Linked DNA regions of Homo sapiens: region 2 is linked to region 1. Evidence: chromatin contacts called from ENCODE Hi-C or POLR2A ChIA-PET data. All regions are on one chromosome and are shown on one strand. The core of a region is the stretch at or near the end of the contact, and the rest is flanking DNA. Distances in the headings are between cores, read along the strand shown.

Region 1 (4,282 bases), core at 1,736-4,235:
ACCCCAGGGCAGGTAAGTTCTCAATTGAATGAGATTCTGTGCAAATGTGTCAGCCCTTCTTATGGAAGAAGCTGATGCACCATCTGTCCTCTTGTCCTCCCCATACCATCTGACCAGGATAATTAATGTCTGCTCTCCCCTCAGGCTCCTGCTCAAACCTTTTTCTCTGCAGTCTTGGACCTTGGTGCCTTTTCCTCCCTAGGGGCAGGACAGAGCTTCAAAGGGCCACACCCCCAAATGTGTGGAGGTAAGATCTGGCTCTTCAAACACTACTTCAGTTGAAAAGAAGGGAGAACTGCCCACCCTCCATGCCTGCCCACCAGAACAACTGATGGCCCCCCCACCCATGCGCTCTCTCAAACTCCTTTGGAGACACTGAGCAAAAGTACCTTCTTTAGTACTCTTTGTAAAGTGCAAAACGGTATGCAGTTTGGTACTGCCCACCGTGGAGGTTGAGGAGCATGGCATGGCTCAGTCAAAGGGTCCTTTGATATTTGACAGAGGAAATTGAGGCCCCCATCTTGCACTGAGCTAAAACTTTGGTCCCCTGGCTTCGAGGTACACCAGGTTGACCTGTCCAGGATCCAGCCTGGCATAAACTCACTTTGTGACCTTGGACCAAACCACCCATCCTCTCTGGAAGGTGTGGAAAAATGTGGCCCCAAAGGCTGAATAAAGCCAGAGAGTCAGGGACCTTGAACGCATGTGAAGGGGCTGGACTTGATTCTGTAGGTGAAGCTAAACCACTGAAGGTTTTTCAGCAGTGTGTGAGCCAGTTCCCCATCTGAGATCTTTCTGGAAGTCACGTGAGTGACAGAGTACAGAGAAAAAGAATCAGAGGCAGGGAGACCAGCTGAGAAAGCTTGCTGTGGCCCAGGAGAGAGGGGGAAGGCCTGCATTGGGATGATGACAGAGAAAGGAGAGCGGAGAAGTCAGACCCGTGGGTCAGCACTAGCTGCTGCTCACTCGGCCCCACCCGGTTCTTGTGTCAAGACAAAAAGAAAACCCAGGTGGCCTCATACCTTGATTCCTGGGAACGTAATGGCAGAAGAGGCGTAAGAGCCAATCATGAGGGCCATTAACGTGGAGCGCAGGTTCCCAAACATGTTGGGCAGCTGAGGAGGGAAAGCAGCACCCATGAGGTGGGGACACCGTGACCCTTGCCCAGCATTCCCAGCCCTGCTCCATACAATAGCCCCAGGAGACGCAGCAGAAAAGCCCCAAGGTAAAACAAACAGAAAAATCAATGTGGGAAACTGTACTCTGCCCCCTGCCTACACAGTCACAGTGCCCTTTAGCTTCAAAAAGGCTCCCAGACACCCCTCAGAGAGACATTTTGTTAATTTTGTTTAATTCCAGGTTTCCCAAGTTTGTTACGTAACACCTCTGAAAAACACATGGAATAGGTGCTTAAGAAACACTGATCTTGGCTGGGCGCAGTGGCTCATGCCTGTAATCCCAGCACTTTGGGAAGCCGAAGCTGGTGGGAAGCTTGAGGTCAGGAGTTCAAGACCAGCCTGGACAACATGGTGAAACCCCATCTCCACCAAAAATACAAAAATTAGCTAGGCATGGTGGCATGCGCCTGTAATCCCACCTACTCCAGAGGCTGAGGCAGGAGAATCGCTTGAACCTGGGAGGTGGAGGTTGCAGTGAGCCGAGATCGCACCACTGCACTTTAGCCTGGGTGACAGAGCGAGACTATGTCCCCACCCCCCAAAAAAAAAGAAAAGAAAAGAAAGAAACAGTGATCTTGTCCAACCCATTTGAGATGAGACAATTGAGACCCAGGGAGGAAAAGTGTACTCAAGTTCACAGAGCACATTAATGGCTTTCTCCCCATTGTCGTTGTCCCAGCCCTAACCCAAGGCTGTGACCATGGCTGTGTCCCGGTAATAGGCAGTGCCTCTTAACCCTCTCGGTTGACGTCCCAGCCCAGTTTCTGCCTAATCAGGACAAATCACATCCTGGGAGGTGAGGGTGGAAATAAGGGAGGGAACTGAGCCAGGGCAGACAGTCTCCAGAGGAGGTGGCTCTGACGCAGAGCAGGGTCAGAACCCACACCAGGAGAGAATTTAATTGATCATGTGTTCCACTCACCTGCCTCAGCCAAGCCCTCAGGGCAGGGGAAGGCAAAGTCAGGATGCCCTTCGCACACACCCTCCTCTGGCCCCACCATCCTCCCCAAGTCACTAGATCCCACAGCTGAGAAGGACCTTAGGATCCGTACAAAGCCTAAACACACTCCACAGAGGGGGAAACTGAGACTCTGAAGGGAGGCCTCAACAGCTCTGGTAAAAAAGGCGTTTAGGCCGGGCGCAGTGGCTCACACCTGTAATCCCAGCACTTTGGGAGGCCGAGGCGGGTGGATTGCCTGAGCTCAGGAGTTCGCGACCAGCCTGAGCAACACGGTGAAACCCCGTCTCCACTAAAATACGAAAAAATTAGCCGGGCGTGGAGGCGTGCACCTGTAGTCCCAGCTACTCGGGAGGCTGAGGCAGGAGAATTGCTTGAACCTAGGAGGCAGAGGTTGCAGTGAGCCGAGATCGCGCCACTGCACTCCAGCCTGGGCGACACTGCGAGACTCCGTCTCAACAAAAAAAAAAAAAATGGTGTTTAAACACATATAACTAAATTATCCTTCCCCCTTCCCCTGAAGTGGCTGGCTCAGGAAAAACCTCTACCCACTCAGGCAGAGGTTTTCCTGCACCCTGCATCCGTGAGGCACCACTGCCAAGGACGCCACGGAAGGCTGCCAGGCCTGGAGAGGGGCAGGGCCCCCTCCCCTCCAAGGGGCCACAAACGCTGTCTGCGCCCAGTACCGTGGGTAAGGCGAGGCCGGCCGGCTAACCCCGGGCTGGCGGCCTTGCAGCGTGCGTGGCAACAGCAGCTGGGCCCGCAAGACTCAGCACGGGACGTCCTCGTCCAAGTCTGGGCCAAGAGCAGCGGCCCAGGGGGCGGGGCCGGCCAGAGGGAGCGGGGAGAGGCTGAGGGGCGGTGCCAGCGCCGGACCCTGCCATTGGCTGGAGATTACAGGAGGCGGGGACATAGCAGGGAGGAGCCGCTGGACAAGCCCCACCCGGCCGCCAGGGAGGGTCTGAGGTCAAGCGCCGGAGAGAAGGGATTTAGGGCCCTGGGCCAAGTTGCACAGCAGGGAGAAGGGGCTGCGCAGAGGGGCGGGGAGAAAGGGATCCGCTTCCTTCCTTTAGAGCTGTGAAATGTCCCCGGTTGGAATTAAAGGCGGCTGCTGGGGAGAGGTGAAATTCAGCCAAAACCACCCAGTCAGGCAGCCCTTCTCAGAGATAAACAGTCCGAGCCAGCCCGGCCAGGAACCTTCCCCTCCAACCTCCCTAAGCCTTTAACACTCCTAAGCCTTTAACGCGTTTACACACTCACATAAATAAACACACTTTGAGCAACACACATACACCACTCACCACATGTAATAGGTCAAGCCATGTGCACGACGAGGTGTCGACAATTTCATATGGTTCAACCTAGTACACTCACAAACACACCTACCAACTCATGGCTTTCACAGGGACGGGGTCACACACCCACTCTCCCACGACATGGCAAGCGTGCACACGCTATCTCAAGCTGCTCCCTCCCCCTCAAGATCATGTTACCCAGTTTTATTTTCTTCCCAGCACCTATGACGACTGACATAATTTATTAGTTTACTTGTTTATTGGGTTATCTGTGCCCCTCACCCCCAAAATGTAACCTCCAGCAGGGAGGATGACTCGGTCAGTCCTGATTGTGCTGTAGTCCAGGACCTAGAACAGAGCTCCATGGACATTCATGGGCTCTGTACACACAAACACACACATTAACATACACCCCGACACACAGCCTCATCCACACACACACAGCCTCACACCTGCTCTTTGCAGCCACCTGCACAGTTTCTCACACACTCACTTGATCTAGTGATCTGCGTCCACAGGCCCCTCCCCCAGCCCATTCATACTGCCCTCACCCCACTCACTCTGCCCTCACCCCACTCGGGGGAACTCTGCTGCCAGGCCAGGCCTGTGACACTCACCGTGAGTGAAGTGAACGTTAGGCAGATGCCACCAAAGCCATTCAGGGACAGCGCCAGGAATATCAACGGAGACAGAGCTGGAAAGGGGAAAGCAGCAGATGAGGGCATTTGGGGAGCTGTGGGAAGCCAAGGGCGGGAGCTGGGGTAAACATCCGCCTTCATCCCACCTATTCTTTTCTTGTGGGGCCACAAGAGGACAGACAACTCACCTTCCACGTCCCGGGAGGCCAGGGC
Region 2 (3,808 bases), core at 1,276-3,775, 98 kb after region 1:
CACCTACAACATGAGGGAAGAGGGATTCTGTGGGTTCAACTCTCCTCAGTCACCAGAAGGAAAGGTCCTTGTTACAGAGAAATCCTAGACCTGCTCCCAGTGGGAAGAGAACTGAATTCACAACCTTACACTGATTGAATATCTCAACATCCACACTAGGGAGAAATTCCGCAAACATCCTGATTAAGTCAGTTTCAGCTCCAGCTTCAGCAGGCAGGGGAGACTTCACAAAGCAGACATCATTTAAATGTGCAGAGTGCAGGAATGGCTTTGGCCAGAGAGCTATTATAGATGGCTGAAGGAGGTAGACCCACAAGCTGGGAAAACCTCTCCACTGGGGCTTTTTCACCCTGGAACTTTGGCCCACAAAGCATCGTACTCTTGCAGCTGTACCCAGAATATTCCCTTTGCTGTCTGCTTCAGGTTAGCCCCTGGTGTGTGTCAATAATTTGTAAGGGTTAATAAAGAACTGTTGGGTCAAACAGACCTGGTCCACATCCTGGCTCTGTCACTTACTGGCTTTGTGATATTAGGTAGATCAATTAATTTCTCTGAGCCTCATTTTAACTTGTTTAAGATGGGATTAATATAGCACCTACTTCATAGGTGATGAGAATTAGTGAGAGGATGAATGTAAATGCATGGTGAGCACTCAGTGAATTAGGTTGCTTTCCACCACCTTCTTTTCCTTTGGCTGACCCATTTCCCAGAATCCACAAGCTCATAGTCCCTTTGAGCCCACCAGCTTGAGCACTGGGGATGGAGAAACGTTGTTTTGTGTGCAGCTGTTCAAACGATGGCTCTGATGTTATATAACTTTCCCATGGTTTAGGAGGTTCCCAAGTGGCTTCAGAGAATAAAGCACAAAGCTGGGGAAGACTCTTTCTGGGTCTTGTCCAAGGACCCCCGAGGAGACACACAAATATTCTCCTGTTTCTGTCCTTGGTCAGTCCCTTAGAGTAGCAGTTCTGGTGCTAGCAGCAAACTTTCCTGAATGCTCCAAACACAGCCAGAGGATAGGCCTGCAGTGAGATGACGATAGAACATGATAGCTATATTAGGTCATCAGAGACAACCTGTTTGTTTTGCAGATGAGGCAGAGTTATCAGATTTAGCAAAAATACAAAATGCCAATTATATTTGAATTTCAGATACACAACAATGACAACAAAATTTATTTTACCATAAGTATATTCCAATGTAAGCATTTTTACCATAAGTATATCCCAATGTAAGTTTTTTTTTTTTTTTTTAGAGACAGCAAGTGTCTTACTCTGTTGCCCAGGCTGGAGTGCAGTGGCATGATCAATGCTAACTGCAGCCTTGAACTCCTGGGCTCAAGGGATCCTCCTGCCTCAGTCTCCTAAAAGGCTGGGATTACAGGTATGAACCCCCAGGCCTGCCTACTTCGTGTGTTTTATCTGGCAATGCTGAGAGGACAGCTAGATGTCGAGGACAGCCAGATTTCGAGGACAGCCAGACGTCAAGGGGGAAAGCAACTTGCTGGCTCACACAGCCAGCCAGGTCTATTGTGGAGCCCTAGTCGCAAACACATACACCCCAGCTTTCAAGTTTTTAAATATTTATTTAGTTAGTTATTTGTTTTTTGAGACAGTCTTGCTCTGTCACCCAGGCTGGAGTGCAGTGGTGCAATTTCAGCTCACTGCAACCTCTGCCTCCCAGATTCAAGTGATTGTGCCTCAGCCTCCCTAGTAGCTGGGACTACATGTGCGCGCCTGCACTGCCCAGCTAATTTTTGTACTTTTAGCGGAAACGGGGTTTCCCCATATTGGCCAGAGTGGTCTCAAACTCCTGACCTCAAGTGATCCACCCACCTCGGCCTCCCAAAGTGCTGGGATTACAGGCGTGAGCCACCGTGCCCGGCTAGCTTTTTTTTTTTTTTTTTTTTTAATTAGGTTGAATGCTTGTTGAGCTGGGTGCCTCACATCCGTTGTCTGTTATACAAAGAACTACTGATTATGGGTCTCTACGAGCAAAAATGGCAGAACACCTACAGGGCACAGGGGAGATGGGAGCAGGGATTAGGCTTCAGAATACTTCTCCAAATGAGGGTGATCAGGGCCCGACATTTCACTGCTCTAAGGCTCAGTATCTTAACTATCAAATGGGTACAATGGGGCACAAAGGGTTACTTTGAGGAATAACGGAGGTGAGCAATTTCCAAAAAGTTCATTCCTTTAAAAACTGCGGAGCACATTTTGTGTACATGCTGTTTTTATTGTTACTCATGAAGACGCGGGGGAAGCTTTGGTTGTGTAAAGCTGAGAACTGCACCCAAGCTTCCCCGTTCACCCCACCTACCAGGGGATTTGGGCTAAATTCCTGGCCTGGCCCACAAAGAAGACCAAGCGGTCAGTCCCATTCCGTCCCATCCTGATTTACAGGAACTCACACCAGCGATCAATCTTCCTTAATTTGTAACTGGGCAGTGTCCCGGGCCAGCCAATAGCTAAGACTGCCCCCCCCGCACCCCACCCTCCCTGACCCTGGGGGACTCTCTACTCAGTCTGCACTGGAGCTGCCTGGTGACCAGAAGTTTGGAGTAGGTTTGGTGCTGGGCAGGGGTGGGGAGTAGGGTGGAAAGCATGGAGTGAAGAGGTCTAGGGAGGGGGTCTCCTCACCCCCGCCTTCCTGCCCGCCTTGATCTCGGGGGTCTCTATAGGCTTGCTTCCACCTGGGACTTCTGCCTCCTCCTACCCCAGCCCCTCCCGCCTCAGGCCTGTTGTGCTCAGCCCCCCAGGACCTCCCCTCCCCCACGCCTCTGGCCTCATTGTTTGGTTAAAGCAGGACCCCCTCCCCCTCCCACCACCTCCCCTCCGACTGAACAGATGGACAGAGACCCGGGCCCACGGGGAGAGGAAGGGCCAGCCGGTGCCGGGAAAGGGAAGCGGTTTGGGGAAAACAAAACAGAGGGAGGAGCCAGGGAGAAGGTGGCCCCAGGAGGGAGGAGGAGGGAATTCGCTAAGAGGGACTGGGGCCTGAGACGGAATGGGGGCGGGCCCCGGGCGGGGTGGGGGCCCCTGGGCTCCCAGGGTGGGAGCTGGCTCCGAGGCTGGCTGGCTCCGCAGGTCCGCTGACGTCGCCGCCCAGATGGCCTCCAGGCTGACCCTGCTGACCCTCCTGCTGCTGCTGCTGGCTGGGGTATGTGGTCCCTTGTGGGATGGGGGACGGGGGTGGAGACGGGAGGCGGGATGGTGCGGGGTGCGGGCGGTGGCTGAGGATTAACCCTTCAGGCTCCGGGGAATGAGGAGAGCTCCTCTTGGGATCATTGAGTGTGATCCTTGCACACGCACTCGTAGATGGTGGAAAGAGCTCAGGACTCAGACAGATGCAAGTTCTAATCTTGGCGGGCCATGTAGGAGCTGCGCAGCGTGGTCCTGAGGACGTCACTTTTCTCAGCCTACTCCTCCTGATTTATAAAATGTTGAATAAACAGATCCCACCCTGTCCACCAAGCAGGCTTGGCAGGAGGATCACATAGGGCAAGGAGATGGGAAGCATTTTGTGATATCAAAGCAAGAGTTTGTTGTAGAAAAGAGCTGTGGGGAGGAGAGGTTTGGCTGCTGTGACACAGACGGTGGTCCCAGGCTAGGGCCTGTGAAGACAGGGAAGAATGGTAGCAAACATACGTGGGTCTGGGTGGGGGTCAATAGCAGTGAGAGGTCCCAGTGGTCTGGGAGGTCATGGACTAGAAATAAGGCTAAGAAGTGCAGGATCCCAGGAGAAAGGTAGGTAGGGGTGTGTGTATGTGCGTGTGTGTGTGTGTGCACGCGCAAGTTGGTATCAC

What was found. Hi-C counts contacts between places; a loop is a spot of excess contacts on that map. ChIA-PET counts read pairs that join two places held with the same protein, here RNA polymerase II (POLR2A). Pooled maps may share reads with other maps.
Region 2: a pooled map shows a loop between it and region 1 (2.8-fold over the local background). The contact joins the promoter of SERPING1 here to the enhancer-like site in region 1. A Hi-C loop is called at or near these places in 3 of 50 pooled maps. POLR2A ChIA-PET finds 5 or more read pairs at or near these places in 5 of 52 experiments (BJ, HepG2 and WTC11).

What each region holds. Positions count from the first base shown.
Region 1 is chr11:57,496,731-57,501,012 of GRCh38, forward strand. SLC43A1 (solute carrier family 43 member 1) reads right to left here. Exons shown (of 15, transcript NM_003627.6): 4 at 4,258-4,282; 5 at 4,049-4,125; 6 at 1,023-1,115. Among named protein-coding and RNA genes, the nearest start is that of SLC43A1, 17 kb to the right of the region's middle. RefSeq lists enhancers at 3,332-4,107, 4,108-4,282. Within about 2 kb of position 2,986, at least 25 of the 41 ENCODE cell types and tissues checked have a DNase peak (open chromatin) inside an H3K27ac peak, as active enhancers do.
Region 2 is chr11:57,595,160-57,598,967 of GRCh38, forward strand. SERPING1 (serpin family G member 1) reads left to right here and starts at 2,526. Exons shown (of 8, transcript NM_000062.3): 1 at 2,526-2,563; 2 at 3,090-3,162. The coding sequence starts at 3,112.